Linked DNA regions of Homo sapiens: region 1 is linked to region 2. Evidence: chromatin loops called from intact Hi-C (ENCODE). Cell type or tissue: Calu3. All regions are shown on one strand. Each heading gives the region's core, and the rest is flanking DNA. Links, peaks and the distances in the headings are about the cores only.

What was found. Peaks named below come from ENCODE experiments on the same cell type or tissue, not always from the same donor. Only the 100,000 strongest peaks of a DNase experiment are listed, where the experiment ranks them.
Region 1: it touches region 2 in a loop (5-fold over the local background); 1 of 110 quality-filtered maps calls a loop at or near these places.

Annotation. Positions count from the first base shown.
Region 1 is chr12:59,499,093-59,503,500 of GRCh38, reverse strand. No RefSeq gene overlaps it. Among named protein-coding and RNA genes, the nearest start is that of LINC02448, 23 kb to the left of the region's middle. RefSeq lists enhancers at 1,652-1,821, 3,432-3,481, 3,492-3,601. In Calu3, for the core only: no CTCF peak of the experiment used is centred there; a DNase peak (open chromatin) is centred at 2,380.
Region 2 is chr12:59,648,230-59,652,637 of GRCh38, reverse strand. All of the region lies in intron 1 of SLC16A7 (solute carrier family 16 member 7), which reads right to left. Among named protein-coding and RNA genes, the nearest start is that of SLC16A7, 54 kb to the right of the region's middle. In Calu3, for the core only: no CTCF peak of the experiment used is centred there; DNase peaks (open chromatin) are centred at 947, 1,567, 1,867 and 3,337.

The DNA of each region.
Region 1 (4,408 bases), core at 219-4,218, 150 kb after region 2:
TTGCCTTGAAATATTACTTGTAACCTCCCAAGGAGTCGGGAGCAGCTGATAAAGAAAATGTAAATAAAAGCATTCCAGGAAGATAAATATAATGTGTAAAGTCATTCATAAAAAATTAAAACAAACAAAACATCTTGTTTTTTTGTGAGACAGGAAGCTCTGCGAGATGACAAAATAGGTTGGTGTATGTGAACACATTAGGAGATGGAAGAAGCAGGGGTTGGATCATAATTCTGTATTTTATGACAATTTTTATATTTTAATAGAAGTTAAACACAACTTTGGAATGTGGAGAACAGAGGAGACAATATGAGAGACCCCAAACCTAGGGATCCTGTAAGAGACTCTTGCAATATTTCAGACTGATGGAAGGGGTTGTTGCCAAAGTCACACCAGTGAGAAGGGGAGAATGAGCTACTGAGATGTTTTTGAGATTTTGAGATTCAATGATCAATTTAATATGGTATGTGAGGGAGGCAGGGTGATTTAGGTTATTTAGGACAACGCGTTGGCATTTGTAAGGTTCAAAATATTGTCAGAGATACTTTGGACTGGATTAATTTCGTAGACGGGAATGATTAAATGGGGTCCTAAAAAACAGATACATTTCTGAAGCCAGACTTTGTGGAAAGGAGCAGACACTTCAACGACTGAGATTCTTTTCAGCTCTACTTTTCAATTTCTTCAATTTAGATAAAAGAAAATTTACCCTAGTTTCAACAGCAAGAAGCAGGACTCTAAGATAACTTCTCAAAGTTTAAATATTTATTGTGACATTTCAAGAACTAAGGACAATGTGTTTTTGAGTCATCTCAGTTACAAATGCAAAACTCAGAACAGTATTTACACAAATTTGGAGGAAAATGCACCAACATAGCAAGACGGAGGATATAAATTTCATCTTTCATGTCTTAGCAAGTAAATTTATATTTATCAATGTAAGTATTATGCATTTATGCATTTTAATGAGTTTTTAAAAAATATTTTATGGAGTATACAAAAATCAATCATATAGTTATTAAAAAGCTGAAGCAACTCTGGGATGCTTGTTGCGTGCATATGGCGCCTGGTGATATTCTGTATAGTCTTTATAGACTTTTATGCCTTGAGTGTCTTAGTAACTTGGTACTCAATTTTCTTTTTCACTTTTGGTTTTAAAAAAAGACAACTAAATGGCTTTTACATAGAAGCCATTGAGATCTAAAATGTTTACTATCAATCATTTTATGAGAAAAAATAAGGTAGTGTATTTTGACACTGATTATTATAAAGAGTTCTTTGTAACTTTCTTAATTTTTCTTTTTAAATTCACAAAAAACCCTGTTTACATCACTCTTTCATTGTTTTACCCCTAATATTTTTCTATCTCATTACTACTACTGTATAGTAATGATTCTTCTAAAGTATGTCCTTTATAAAATGCAAGCCTACCTGTCAGGCTAATGAGTAACAGCAGGTTTTTTTCCTAGAAAATGCATTATTTCCGAAGCATATGTACATCTATAATGCCTGTTATTCTCACTGGTAGAGTTCCTTGCTAGACATAAGACAATTTGCACAGCTTTGAGAGTTAAGATTCATGTACAATTTATTTTATAGTCTGATAAACAGTGCCTTTGTGAAAGCAGTTGCTCTTATATCTCCTAAGTTCAACATTAAGTTTATTTCATAAAGCAGCATGAATAAATCCACAACTCTTAAGGAAATAAATGTGCCCTTCGACTAAACATAGGCTCATTTATCAACTGTGGCTCATGCAAACTTTTGGAGTTTGGAGTTGAAAATATCACCATGTCTCAAACTTGGATACATGAAAATACTGGTCTTCAAGGTGAAGTTAATGGAACACCTGATTCACTTTGTGGGCTTTATCAAAATGCAAATTCCTGGGCTCACTCCAGATCTAGTGAATCAGATGTCAGTGAGTGGGGGCCTAGAATTTGCATTTTGATTAAGCTCCCCAGGTGCTTCATGTGCCTTTAGAAGATAGCAATTTGACACGCTTCTCAGGTTTATTTGCCTTCTAAAACAATATTTTAGCTTAAACCTGTGAAAAACATATGTGATTTTGGATAAAAATATTGAAAAATTATGCTATATATGGTACCTTGGGTATTCAGAGACTGAGAAGTCACATCTATGGAATGTGCACATGCTGGGTGCTTTATACATGTTACTTTATTTAATCCTAGCCACAATCCTATGAGGGTAGATATTATTATATCAGTTTTATAGATGAGAGAACAGGCTCAAAGATGTTAAGCAACTTGACTAGGGTTACACAGGAAATAACTAGAAAGTAAAAAACTAAATTCAGTTACATCAAACTGTAAAGCTTTTTCTGCTCTACCAGGCTGCTGGCGTGGATAGGGTGAAGGGTGGGGCAGAGGAAGCAAATTTTTGTGGTGAATTTATGCTGGGTAGAAGTATTTGCTCTATCAGTTAATAGAACAACCTGGTAAGAAAGAAATTCTTGTATCAACTTCATAGATGGGAGTCAGACAGCTTAGGTAACTTACTGGCAAACACTCATTTATTTAGTTATTGACATATTTATTATTCATTTATTGATATAGTAAATGGCTACAAAGGGTGAAGTCTGAGATTGAACAAAGCGCACCTGGTGTCAGCTCTCATGGAGTTCACAGACTAGTTTAAGAGACAAAGAGATAAATTGATCTACACTATAATTTGTGATAAGTGCTATAAGAGCAAAAATAACAAGAGAAATCTAATTTAGATCTGAGACTCAAAGACAGCCTATGTAGAGAAGTGATATTTGAGCTAAGATGTGAAGTATAAGTAAGATTAGCAAAGTAAAGGGTGGAAATAAAAGCATTCCAGGTGAAGGTACTAACATGTGAAAAGTCTTTGAGGCACAAAAATGCTTGGTACTATTAAGAATTGAAAGAAGACCAATGTGGCCAGCTTAGAAAACAAGTGACGGAGTGATACCACATGATACTGGATTCAGCTGACCAGATTTCTGAGGCCTTTGATGTTAAAATGAAAGACTCTTAGTAATTCTTCTATGTTAAAACAGAGATGAAAGACAAAGACAGAGTCCAATTTGCATTTTAAAAGATCATTGTATAGCTACAGAAGCTTCATTGTGGAGTAGTCCAAATGAGAAAGATGGTTAGAGCTAATTAAAAGTAGCAACAAAAATGTAGAAATGAAGGACAATTTAACAAATAAATTTGGATTCAGAATAGTCTGAGCTTCATATTGGGTGATGCGGAGAGGGGAGGCATCAGGACAAAGCCATAACGAAAATGATTTCAATTTTCTGTCTTTAGCAACTGGGTGAAGAGAGAATAGAGGGTCATATGCTGAGAAAAGGAATGCTATAGAGGAGCAGGTTCAAATTCAGAAGGAAGAACTTGGATGGAAATATATATGTGTGTATGTGTGTGGGCTCTTTGAGCACAAAGATGGTATCCATGGCAATAAAAGTTCTCTCCTAAGGAGAAAGTGTAGAATGAGAAACAATGAAAGCAAGAAATGAGAAAGAAAATGAAACTGAGAACTAGAAGCCAGAGACACAGAAAGAAAATCAGCAGACTGATGGTGTTGTAACTGCCCAACAGGTGCTTTCTGCCCACTGCACAATTAAAGACCATGGCATTACAGTAAAGAAAGACTTAAACTGACTTGAGGCTGGCCACACCATGTGGGAGATGGAGTTAGTACTCAAGTCGATCTTCTCTAAAGCCTATAGGTTAGGGGACTTTCAAAGGCAGTTTAGGGGAAGGGGGGATGGCTAGAAATGGATGCCTGCTGATGATTGGTTGTGGTGGAGATGAAATCATAGGAGGTCAAAGCTGTCCTCTTGAGCTGAGTTGCTTCTGGGGGGGCCATAGGAGTGGAGTTGGTGGGTCCAGGTGGAGCCATGGATTTCAGACATGCAAAAAAACCTGAAAAGTTATCTGAAAAGGCCAATATTAAGTTCTAGAATACTGATTTTATTTGTAGGAATGGCTGGCAATCTTTTATGACTGCACTTTAGCAGAATTCAGATTCCTCTCTTCCCCCTAGCCTGCTGGCCTTTTGTTAGCTTTACAAAGGCAGTTGAGTTTTGGGGAAGGCCTGTAATCATTTTTTTTTCTTGCTCCTTGCTTTTTTTTTTTTTAGTTTTTTATTTTTATTATACTTTAAGTTCTAGGGTACATGTGCACAATGTGCAGGTTTGTTACATATGTATACATGTGCCATGTTGGTGTGCTGCACCCATTAACTCGTCATTTACATTAGGTATATATCCTAATGCTATCCCTCCCCCATCCCCCCACCCCACGACAGGCCCCAGTGTGTGATGTTCCCCTTCCTGTGTCCATGTGTTCTCATTGTTCAATTCCCACCTATGAGTGAGAACATGCGGTGTTTGGTTTTTTGTCCTTGCAATAGT
Region 2 (4,408 bases), core at 328-4,327:
AGGTTAATGTCTAATTTCTCATCCAATTATCAGGTAGGAAATAGTATGGTATTTTTAATTCTATAATTTCAGAGATCATTATTTAGGTGATTTAAATGGTCATACTTTTTAGAAAGGGCCAGCAGCTATTTCAATACTGCTATTTTAATAGAATACTCTGGGTGTCATAAAGTTCCATGTCTGGTGTAACTCATAATTAATTGACTTAAGAATTTTAGTTACAACGAAATGCATTACCCAGGGTTCATGATCTCTTCCAACTCATGAAACAAATTTTAATCAAAACAGAAATGAAATATATTTTTGCAAAGGTGCTCATTCAAAGGGCTAGGAATGTATGATATAATAGGGGAAATATGTTACTCATGTTTACACCTGGTTGATTATTATCTACAGAATAATAAAAGTGAAAAATTATGTCAGCTGACATATGTAATTTTATTAACTTATTTCACAAAATAAATAAATGTCCTCCAAAAATAAGAGACTGTTTTAGAAACCACAGTAAATCTAAAAGGAATATTTAAAACTATGTAAATCCAAGGTCAAATTTTCAGAAAATCAGCAAACAATCTACTCTATAAGGAGAGTTTCTCCCTTTAACTCAACAGCACCATCCAATCATGTTTATAAATTCTCATTAGGGCTGAAAAAAAAGTTCCTTGAATAAAATATTTATTAATACCTCAAGCTTAGTTCTATACCTTATGACAGTAGTTAGCATTAGTAATAAAGCCAAAATAACTGTGAAACCATCTACTATCTTCTTTTAAATCTTTTTTGCTTTTCCCTTCCTCAAGCCCAGAAAGCATGTTTGTTTGGAAACAACTAGCAAACGCTATAAATGGAGAACTTAGAGTGAATGATTAATGATCAAGGCAAAAATGTAAAATCACATCAGCTGATAAGTGGCTGACTAACTCAAGGTTGAAGAATGTGAGGGCATTGTGGCAAAGCTGAAGAGTAACATTTCTTTTGCTGGTAAATGACAGGCATGAGACACCACATCATACTCTTAGATGTCCAAAAGCAAATCCATTGTTTTAAGTTTACATAACCAGCAAAGGTGATGTTTGAAAGTCACTGGAGACAGATTCTAAAAAGCCATGTTACAAACAGCTACATGTATATAACTGTAAACACTATTTACAGCTACAGTATACAGCTGTTTTCATGGCTGACATAAGAAATTCTATGGTACTCCTTAATAAGTAGCATAACTTAAAATCTCTAAGCAAGGGTAATACAGTTACATGAATGGAATCTAAGGAAATGGCCTACATCATCATATACTGAAAATGAGTAAGAAAAACACTAGGACAATAAGCTTTGATCTCAAAACTTTAACAAAATTATTGAGTTCACTAATCTTGTTCTCACTTCTTTGTTATAGAGACATTCATAGCCTACCCTTTTCCTAATTGAGGAAGTCAAAGATGAAAGAAAAATCAATAAACATTGAAAAAATATAATTTGTTTAGTGGTGTATTGAAAATTAACCACGAAGAGGAGCAAAGCCAAGACACACTGCAAAGGCAAATTGTACCGAGCTTGTCTTGGAATGTTGCCATGCTCAGTTTATCACCTTACTCTGAGGGAAGCATGGGTGGTTTTGAGAAGGGCTCTGCATGGGAGTAAGAGAGAAGCAAAAATAGTAGCTTCTTTTAGCTACCATCTCCCCATAGCAAAATTTACATTTATCTTTCACTCTATAAAGCAAATAGTACACTAGAGCTTTTAGCAATTTTATTTTTACATACAATTAAGATAGACAAATATGATGTGGTGCTTTTAAGCATGTGCCTCAAAGACCTACAACTAGAGGGAGTATAACTGACCAAGGGCTCAAGCTTCTGAGCTCTGAAATCCATTGCTGAATTTGCATGGAGTCCACCCTTCCCACAGGCACCTCCCAACCCACGCCTGAGCACAGCAGGGATACCAAAGCAGATCCATTCCTGGGACATAACTATATGTGAATAGATATATTCACTGAACTACAGAGAGATAGATTTTTGTTCAGTATAAGTATGACCTCATAGTCAAAGATATCTAAAAGTAAAATGGGCACTCTAGTCCTCTCAATCACTCTTTGATAATGGTAACATCTCCATTTTACAAAAGAGGAAATACTCTGCTTGGAGAAGTCAAGTTCTCAGGGGTATACAGCTTTAAGGGTAGAGACAATATTCCAACTTTGATCTTGCTCACTGTTTCCACAATACCAGTTAGAAGAAATATCTTTCATGAAAAGACACCAAATGGATATGCATCAGCCATAAATAGGTGTCTGGACTATGTGGTGTATAAAAACACTTCTAGTGCTAAACTTTGATGAATTGTATGCTTAGAATTCACTTCATAATACCATATCTCCTTTATTTTGAATAAGACACACACTCTTTTTCATGTCTTGTGAAACAAGTAAATCTACAGACCCAATTTAAATTTTCGTTACAGTTATTTAAGTGCTCAGGTAAGACTATACCCTTTTAAAATTTAACAATGGAAATTAATATCATCAAGGGGGTATCTGTTCTAATAAGCAAAAAAAAAGATGATATATATAAATCCTAAACACTAAATATTAAATTAATACAATGCAATGCCTTGAAAAAGTGAAATATTAGACAAATATCTATAAAATTTTTACTAATATTTTTAGAACTTTTTTTTTGGTGGGGAGGGGGGATGGAGTTCCACTCTTATAGGCCAGACTGGAGTGCAATGGCATGATCTCAGCTCACTGCAACCTCCACCTCCAAGGTTCAAGTGATTCTCCAGTCTCAGCTTCCCAAGTTGCTGGGATTACAGGTGCCCGCCACCACACCTGGCTAATTTTTGTATTTTTAGTAGAGACGGGGTTTCGCCATGTTGGCCAGGCTGGTCTTGAACTCCTCACCTCAGGTGATCCACCTGTCTCAGCATCCCCAAGTGCTGGTATTACAGGTGTGAGCCACCTTGTCTGGCCTAGAACTTTTAAAGTAAAATACTATTAAGTAAGGCCACAAAACCAGAGGTATAGATCCAGTTAATATCATCCAAATCTTCCACTGATCTGACCAACAAGACTCCTGTATCAGCCCCAAGCACCACTGAACTTTGAACATTGTCATCCTCACTTAGCTCAAATAATAATGTGGTTGAAAGTCAGGTCATGGCAGTATTTGGAAATGAAATAGCAAAACACCTTTAAACCAAAGCTCTGTTTACAAATTTAAAGCCACTAAATTCCACTGATGCCTCTTGTCTCTCACTCTCAAGCCCCAAATAAACTGTTTCCTCTAATCACTAATCCTCTTTCGCAATCCCTCGCTTACACAGCTATGCACTTTTTCCCTTTTGGTTCATGCTCTCCACCCTACCACACTCCTTTTGATGTCCTTCTCAACCTTGTCCATTGTACACTCTATGACTCCCATTTTTTAATAAGCAAACTTCCTTATTCCTGAGACATTAGTTTGTCTCCAAATTGTTTTCTCCTTAAAAGCCTGATTTATATAAGTCATCGTCTTCATGCATTCAGATCAAGATAGAGGCTCAGAATAATCCTACTTCCATTTTGTGGCTTTTGTGTCATTACTTTTCCACTTTCATGCAAAAAATTCTTCTTTTTCACTTACATTCACTTCACTAATCTGTATCACTCTGAATACTAGGACTCATCAACTTTTAGGTTATTCCTTCAAAATCCATTTCTCCTGATTCCAAAATCCCACCAAAATCAATATTGATAATCAATACCTATGCACCACAATCAATAATCTATCCATAGAATTCATGATCTCTACTTCAACTCTCATTTCAGAAAACCATTTCCAACTTGGATCTCATGGCCACTCTGAATGCCTCTATCACTAGAGGCTTAAACATTGATGTTCTACTTACCAATTAGTTCCCTGTATTTCACGCAATCTAAAATATTTTATTTCAATCAATCCTGTCCTGGAATCCTCTTGAGACTGGTTAGTCTCTTGATACATCTTCTCCTAAACTATGAGCCCTTTTTAGCCTCACTTTTTTTCTCTGTTCAGCTGCAATGTTTCTTCACTCAAATCCCAGTTACACTACATCATGGTAAATCTATTTTGAGAAAATTACATACCTGAATCTTCAGTTGGTTTTTAGAAAGTGGCAACAATATTTATTCCTCATAGAAAAAAAAGGTTTAAATGTGGCAACGTATATAACGTACTAAGTACAATTACTAACATATCATATGTACTCAATAAATATTAATATCATCTATAATCAATCACTAACAATCTCAAGTCCCTCATGCCTATGTCTTCTTGCAACAAGAAGTCTGAAAATTCCAAACTTGGAATGGACTATGCAATTATTGCATTAAATAGAGCTAAGGGACATGGATTAATTGTACAGATTGATACCACTACATATTTATATG